Linked DNA regions of Homo sapiens: region 1 is linked to region 2. A link is a contact called in ENCODE Hi-C or POLR2A ChIA-PET data. All regions are on one chromosome and are shown on one strand. The core of a region is the stretch at or near the end of the contact, and the rest is flanking DNA. Distances in the headings are between cores, read along the strand shown. Region 1 has its middle 170 kb from the start of HABP2. Region 2 overlaps TCF7L2 (transcription factor 7 like 2).

Region 1 (3,921 bases), core at 230-2,729, 310 kb before region 2:
AGCCTGCTGGAGAAAGGTCCAAGGAGAGATCAAAGAAGCAGGAAGGGCCAGATCACCTGATGCTTTGCAGAATGTGGGATTTTAAACTTTACCCTAAGAACAGTTCGAAGCCACTGAGATAGGTATCCCTGAGGACTCCATTTGTTCTCCACTGTTTTTGTTCACTTCCACTCTGACACACAAGCTCCTAGCTCCATGCCTGGCAATTAACAAGAGCCTAAAAATAATCAGCTGGATGGCTGAACCCAGTCACCCCAGGGAGGGAGAACCTGCAAGCAAAGACCATGACCGCACATCCGACATCTCACCTCTCTCCCTCCTTTTGTCTCCCCTGATCCAGGCCTGCAAGCTGAGAAGTGTACAATCCTCACAACAAGGAGTGATTGGCAATCAGGTGCAGAACTAAGCTATTTCTTTCACCACCACAGTCCTTCCAAAATGTTCCCAACTGGCATCAGATATTCTCATCCTGACCAGTGAGACAACCCAATGAAAACTGGTGACTCAGAAAGGGTAAGCATTTGTCAAAGGCTGTACAGCAAATCCCCGGGTGCTTGGCGAGTCATGTCTTGGCCAGTTGTCAAGGGCAGTGTCCCCTATGTCATTCCTCAAATACATATTTCTAGGCTTAATTATATGAATTTACATTTCTTTGGCTCAAAAAAAGTAGGTATAGGGGCATTTTCAATGCTGCACACAACTGAAAGTAGATTGAAACCATCCCGACCTCAAACAGAATGTCAAAGCAGTTGGGTTTCTGAGCAGCAACAGAATACTTTTTATAGAATGGGAAGTCAATTGAGAAATCATAAAAAATTAGAGTTGGGAAGGACCTCTGCGCTCACGAGGGTCAGGTCCCAGGGGCTGCTGTAGAATTGTTCCCTGTGGTGAAGGGTCTAATGTTTTGTCCACTCAAGTTTTAAATATCTCAACCAATAGCTCACCCCTGGGGACACCTCTCCACAGGGCAATAGATCTTGCTGTCAGGGCTTTTTTCCTGCTATTCAATCTCACTTTTCCTTTCCTCCACTTCATCCCATTTGTCTTTGGCAGTAATTTAGACAAGAGTGTGCTGACGTTTGAAAACGAAAAGCCCTGTCTTTGCCTTCAACCTCGTTTTTCCAGACCCTTCTACCTACGGAAACTTCAAGATCTGGCAGGGAGAGAGGGAGGGAATGAGGAAGAGAGGCAAACAAACAGACTGGCGTGGGTTCTGGAAGAAGCTATCAAAGGGCCAGCCCCCAAGGCCTTGAACCCACAGGTGTACAGGAAGAGAGGGCACTGCTGCTCCGGAATGTGCAGATTATAGAGGACCTGACTCTCAAAGGCAGAAAGTCACCGAGTTTTCTAGGCAGTCCAGAGCTCAGCCACCTCTTGCTATGACACATTAGACAGAAGGTGGCAGCATAGCACCAGGCTCTGTGTGCTCAGTGGCCCTGTCCATCGCAGCACACCCCAACTGTTCGGCTTCCAAACTCCACGAGCAACAAAACCCAACCGGCTGGAACGCCGGGCTTAGGCCAAGAGTGAGCTGCAAATCAAGGCCCTGGCCAGTTTTTTAAGTCAAATCCCAAACAGTTAGGATTGTGTGAGCACAGTCCATTTTCTCCCCAAGAACATCTTGCAGCCAGAATGGAATCCAAAAAAATAACTGCAGTCCTGAACAGCGGTGTTTGTCCAAGCTGATCTAAACACATAAACTTACCGTCTCGTCTGGTGTTTTGTGCACAAATTTTTGTGTTTAAAGACATCTGGGGTTAATGCTTTTTTTTTTTCTTTATTCTTTCTAGCCCTTGGCTATTTATTTCTGAATTTGTCTCTGGTTTTCCTGTTTCCCTTTGCTTATTTTTTACTTATTTGGTAGTGTTTGCATGTGGTTCTTCTGAAAGCAAGGATCCACAGGCTACGCATTTCTCACTTGGAGCTGAAGTCCTGCTGGGGAACCAATTATATGTCCTACCCACCAGGGAGAGTGTGATATTTTTTATTACTTTCTAATTTCAGGTCTTGAAATGGCTTCAGTGATCAGAACATTCTTCTGCTTAAGAACCTAAAGGGGCCAGTGAAAGGATGCTTTTGATTTGTATTTCATTTAGAATGGTCCATACTCAACCAAGTGTACTCCAAGGATTTCCATGGGGCCTCAGAGGCTTGAAGTGGGGAAAAGCAAGACAAAGACAACAACAAAACTTTCTCGCTGCTTGCCTTATCATACTGGGAAAATGCCGGCTACTTGGGGAAAGTCTTTCTTTGAGAAGTTGGTGAACTGAGAAAAAAATGGATAGAATTAGAACAAAACAATTTCACTGGATTCTAAGTCTATTTAAACTACAGTAGTAAATCAAAACCATACCTCTTTCTCATTACTCATGGCCCGATAGTAGAGCCTCCTAAATGCTTATTAAAGCAAAAGCAAGAAGTGTTTCATTTCTAAATACATTCACAGGAATCCCCAACAAGGTGGTTGCTTCTTTCTAACTGTTGTTTGTTTTATGCTTGTTTCTCTTCTTGAAAGAGTTATCATGAAACGGAAAGGCTTAAAAGGGGGGTGGGGGTGGGGGTGAGGGTCCAAATAGGCTCTAATGAGGAAGAAGGAAATAAAAGTCAAATTCTCCCCGAATGTCTGAATTTCTATTTATTTATCTTTGCAATAAGAGAGGATGCCTGACAATCCGGAACTGCTCTTGGATAAAACGAATCATACCAAACAGCTAACAACCCTGCAGAATAGCTCAAAGCCCAAATTATGAGCTATTTCAAATCCTTTCCACTTGCCATGGGGGTCTTGACTGAGTTTTTTCTTTTTTTTTTTTTTTTTTTTCTTTTTTTCCTGGCTCACATGCTTAGCCAGGAGGTGATTCTGAATGTTTATCTGAAGTATCTCCCTGATATTCTGGGGGGACTTTTCTCTCAAGCAAAAGCTCTGCTGAAAAGAGGAGCTTGTTTTAATTCTCATTAAGTTATACCCAGTATTGTGAACCTTTTACTAGTGAACAGTTAATTTTAGTGAGACGGACTACAAGAAACTGCCATATATAACCACGCTCAGTGACAACATTTTACAAAATGTGAGTCAAACATAAACATTTATGACTTTCTAATAAGCCAGCTACCATATTTGCTATTATATGACGCTCTGTTAAAACAATCTTTTCTACTTTTAAATAGAGATCCCATGAGAGCAAAAATGTTTATCTTTGTTGTGTATAGCTTCCTTAAGTACCATTTTATCATATTATTTAAAATTCAACAAATTAGCAGCCAGTATTTATTATTTAAAGAAAGGGTGTTTCTTCAAAGTTTGTCTGAATTAAAAATCACAAACCAATCCATCTCCCTTCTTTCCTTCCTTCTCTCTTTCCTTCCGTCCTTCCTTCTATTCATTTTAAACCCAGCAACTAGATTTTGTTGGGTTTAAAAGGTCCCTAAAAAGTTAGTATTCCTTCAGGAATAAATATTTGTAGATTACTTGAAATGGCCAGCTTCCTTGACTGGTCTTTAGGGAAAATACTCTTTGTAACTTTGACTAAAAAGACAATGTTCCCGATCAAAATATAATCTGGGTCTATACTGGCAAAGAGAGTTGAACCAATATGTAATGAATGGCAGCATAAACAAATGAATGAAGGAATACGCAGACAGGCATCAAGCAGAATCAAAATACTCAAAGCAGCCAGTTAACTGAGGCACTGAATTTCCTGGACAACTGTCTCAATTCCCCGGTTTGCGTGGAGGCTCTTGCCTATAACCAAGTAAGCACTTATGCTGCAACCTCTTGCCTCTTGCAAGAGACAACAGATTGTTAGCCTCTGGGAAGTAGCACTATTTCAATCAACCAATTTGGCATGTTGTGTTTTACAGTTTCTAAAATTAACACAGAATCCAAACAAAAACATGGCTGGTGTGGAACTATATACAGAG
Region 2 (3,925 bases), core at 119-2,618:
TACAGGCATAAGCCACCATTACCCCGCCCATTTAAAGTATTCTTTTCAGGCTGGGCACTGTGGCTTATACCTGTAATCCCAGCATGCTTTGGGAGACTAAGGTGAGAAGATTGCTTCAGCCCAGGAGATCAAGGTTACAGTGAGTTATGATCTGGACAACAGAGCCAGACCCTGTCTCTAAATAAATAAATAAATAAATACTTTCCTATATCTGAGTCTATTCTTTAGTTGCTCAATGAACACATTAAAGCTGAGCTTCTCAGCTTTGGCACTGTTGATGTTTTTGATAATTCTTTGGGAGGGTGAGGGGTTGCCCTAGCAGCATCCCTGCCCTGTGCCCATGAGATGATGACAGAAGTACCCCCTGCCCAGCTGTTACAACCAACACTGTATCCAGATGTCTCCTGGGGAACAAAATTGCCCCAGCTGAAAACTACTGAGGTAAAGGCAACTGGTATGAAAATCTGCCTATGGCGTGGAGGCCCCAGCTTTAAAGTTTATTTGGATCACTGTAGTAGTCAGTAGCAACATTAAAACCATCCCATTCAAATCCAAATACTCAACCGAGATCAGGAAACCCAGCAAAATATGGTGCTGGTGTCAATGTGTGATGAGCCCCGCAGTGATGAGTGTGCAGCCGTCAGCAGTGTGCCAAGGTCCCGCACAGTCCGACAACTCTTTTAAATGTCCCTAATATTTATAAATGTATGAAGTGACAGGATTGACATTAGCAAGATTAATATGTTGCTAATTGACATTAGCAAGATATGGAAGGAGGGGTTCCCATATGTGTTTACGTCTTGTTAAAATCACACAGCTTTAGTAATCTGCTAATCATAATAGCCCAGTCACTCAAGAAAACTCTAACCACCCCCTTTTTGGACAACGGGAAGAGGGGTGTGGGCTGGTGGTAGCAAACTGGCAAAACAATGATATTTTTATCTCTGATCTCTTTAAAGAAATAATCCAAATACAAAATAATAAAGAGTCCATCTAATTCACAAATCCAGAATGTTCTGCATAAAGTAAGTCCAAGTATCTAAAAGATCCAAGATGACGTCTGTGCTCCAGGAAGAAAGGTGCCAGCTTCAACACCCTGGCTGACCTTTGGTGTGTTAGTCAGCCTGCGACCGCCCCAGAAACCACCCAGAGGTGACCAGCTACAGCCAGCTCACCAGCGGCCGACACCAGAGTCAACAGCAGCACCGGATGTGGAATGGACAAACCCCAGACCCAGCACACGACCCTGGTGCCTCTCTTACAGAGCAGAGAAATGCTATAACGTATCATCATTCCTGGGGTGTGGTCTGTTTTCTGGACGCTGCGCCAGCAACTCGCACATGGAGTCGTCCAGGCCGCAAGGATGGGCGGCAGGCAGCAGGGCCAGGCAGTCCGGTGTGGTGAGTCACACTGAGGCCCGCAGGTTGGGAAGCAAATAAAAAAGGAGATCGGGAAGCAGCTCTGCAGGGCGGAGCCAAGAATGTCTTGTGACCTTTGTTTTTTTTTTTTTCTTAAAGACGGGGTCTCACAGTCGCCCAGGCTGGAGTGCAGTGGTGCAATCACAGCTCACTGCAGCCGCAAACCCCTGGGCTCAAGCGATCCTCCCGCCTCAGCCTCCTGAGTAGCTGGAGCTATAGGAGCACACCACCACCCCCAGCTAATTTTTTTGATTTTTTTTTTTTTTTTTTTTTTTTTTTTTTGGTAGAGACCGGGTCTTGCTTTGTTGCCCAGCCTAGTCTGAAACTTCTGGGCTCAAGTGATCCTTCTGCCTCAGCCTCCCAAAGTGCCGGAATTACGGAGTGAGCCACCCTTTTAAATCCAAACACTTTGGTGATCATGAAAATTTAGGCTTTCAGAGTTGACCATCACCAAGATGATAATTCAACATTTCTTTCTCTGGAGGACCCAAGCAGGACAGGGAACAGAGCTTATGAATTCCACCTGTGGTCAACGAGTTGTAGACTGGAAAGACACCTGCTTGAGAAGTGAGGTGGACCACACAGGATGTCTGAGTGCCGATCACCTTTATGTTTCTCTCTATCTCTCTCTCTGTCTCTCTCTCTCTCTCTCTCTCACACACACACACACACACACACACACACACGACCTGGCCCTGCCCTAGGTACACATGGCTGGCCACCAGCACCTAACTAGGGTCCACTTCCATTCCTGGGGACATGAACAGCATAGTTGCTCTAGCTCAGGGGCTGGGAGCATCACTTGGCACTTAACACCTGAATTTATTAAGAAACCTCAAAACCATGGTCTTCACATTTTTACCTGGACAGCAGAAAAGGTCTCAGGCCCAGTGCCATCACAATCATGATGTATGGAGACTCGTGCTGCTTCTTTTTTCATTTCTTCCCAAAAGGCAGGCAAGAAACAACAGATTGCTTGCTACAGATCGAGGCAAGAACCAATACACAACAGCCCGAGTCACCTGTGTGCACCACAAATAAAAACTTCTCATATTCCACTGCCAGTTTCCCAAGCATGCACAAGATTTTGGGTTGGCTCTTTTTATTTAAGTAGTTTAAAAGCAACTGATTGGCTGGGTGTAGTGGCTCACGCCTGTAATCCCAGCACTTTGGGAGGCCAAGGCAGGACGCTCACCTGAGGTCAGGAGTTCGAGACCAGCCTGGCCAACATGGTGAAGCCCGGTCTCTACTAAAAATACAAAAATTAGCTGGAGGCGGTGGCACACGCCTGTAATCCCAGCTACTCAGGAGGCTGAGGCTGGAGAATCGCTTGAACCCGGGAGGCGCAAGTTGCAGTGAGGCGAGATCCCACCACCGTACTCCAGCCTGGGTGACAGAGCAAAACTCCATCTCAAAAGAAATAAAAAATAAAGGCCAGGCGCGGTGACTCACGCCAGTAATCCCTCCCTTTGGAAGGCTGAGGCGGGAGGATCACAAGGTCAGGAGATCTACACCATCCTGGCTAACACGGTGAAACCCCGTCTCTGCTAAAAATACAAAAAATTAGTCGGGCGTGGTGGCGGGTGCCTGTAGTCCCAGCTACTCTGGAGGCTGAGGCAGGAGAATGGTGTGAATCCAGGAGGCAGAGGTGCAGTGAGCCGAGATCGTGCCACTGCACTCCAGCCTGGGCGACAGAGCAAGACTCCGTCTCAAAAAATAAATAAACTAATTAATTAATTAAAATAAAATTAAAAATTTTTAAAAAGCAAGTGATTAAAAAGCTCTTCCACCTCCCTTATTAAAACAGTAATTTATTAAAACAATCATTCTCCTTGGAGAGTACTGCTGAAGCAGAGTGCACCCACAATTCCACTTACTCCAGCATCCACAGTCCCAGCCAGCCCCTGACCTGGAGGAATCCACTCATGGGGGGTGGGGGGGAGTCCTCCAAGGATCTGCACCAATGTGACCTGCCTGATAGTGTCTGTCACATTGATAGTGACCTGCCTGATAGTGTCCCTCCATTGACAGGGTCTCTATTGTGCTAGGCCTATGAGCCTAGGGGCAGCCAACTCACACACAACTCGCCCTGCCATGTCAGCTCTCAGCTTGGTTGCAGTCCAGGCACCAGGAAGGCTTGGTCCCGTGCCCAGTCCCAACACTGATAACATTCCCTACAGCTGCTGCCCAGAACGGAAAAGGTAAAAGATTCCTCCCTCCTGAGTGTGAACTTGGGGAGAGAGGTGGCGGGGGGACGGGGTGAGAATAAAGACGAGAAAAGGAGGGGTTTCCTGAAATTCCCCTGGAGTTCCTTTTAGCACCAAGGGAATCGGTACCATATCTTCATGTCTGTTCTGGGATCTCAGAGACAGACTCTCAAGCTTCTCTTGCTCCAGTGGACCCTCAAAGCAAAAACTCTCCCATGTCCTCCTGCAGCATTTAACCCTCTGCTTGCCAACACAGCAGTCACAAGGTATTAAAAAGGAGGAAGCACTCCATCTGAAGTC

What was found. Hi-C counts contacts between places; a loop is a spot of excess contacts on that map. ChIA-PET counts read pairs that join two places held with the same protein, here RNA polymerase II (POLR2A). Pooled maps may share reads with other maps.
Region 1: a map of HCT116 shows a loop between it and region 2 (4-fold over the local background). The contact joins two enhancer-like sites. A Hi-C loop is called at or near these places in 2 of 168 maps with a recorded cell type or tissue (HCT116 and endothelial cell of umbilical vein) and 3 of 50 pooled maps. POLR2A ChIA-PET finds 5 or more read pairs at or near these places in 1 of 52 experiments (H1).

The regions. Positions count from the first base shown.
Region 1 is chr10:113,382,814-113,386,734 of GRCh38, reverse strand. No RefSeq gene overlaps it. Among named protein-coding and RNA genes, the nearest start is that of HABP2, 170 kb to the left of the region's middle. RefSeq lists a silencer at 1,316-1,425. Within about 2 kb of position 1,479, at least 8 of the 41 ENCODE cell types and tissues checked have a DNase peak (open chromatin) inside an H3K27ac peak, as active enhancers do.
Region 2 is chr10:113,071,279-113,075,203 of GRCh38, reverse strand. All of the region lies in intron 5 of TCF7L2 (transcription factor 7 like 2), which reads right to left. Among named protein-coding and RNA genes, the nearest start is that of SNORA87, 28 kb to the right of the region's middle. RefSeq lists an enhancer at 265-1,034. Within about 2 kb of position 1,368, at least 22 of the 41 ENCODE cell types and tissues checked have a DNase peak (open chromatin) inside an H3K27ac peak, as active enhancers do.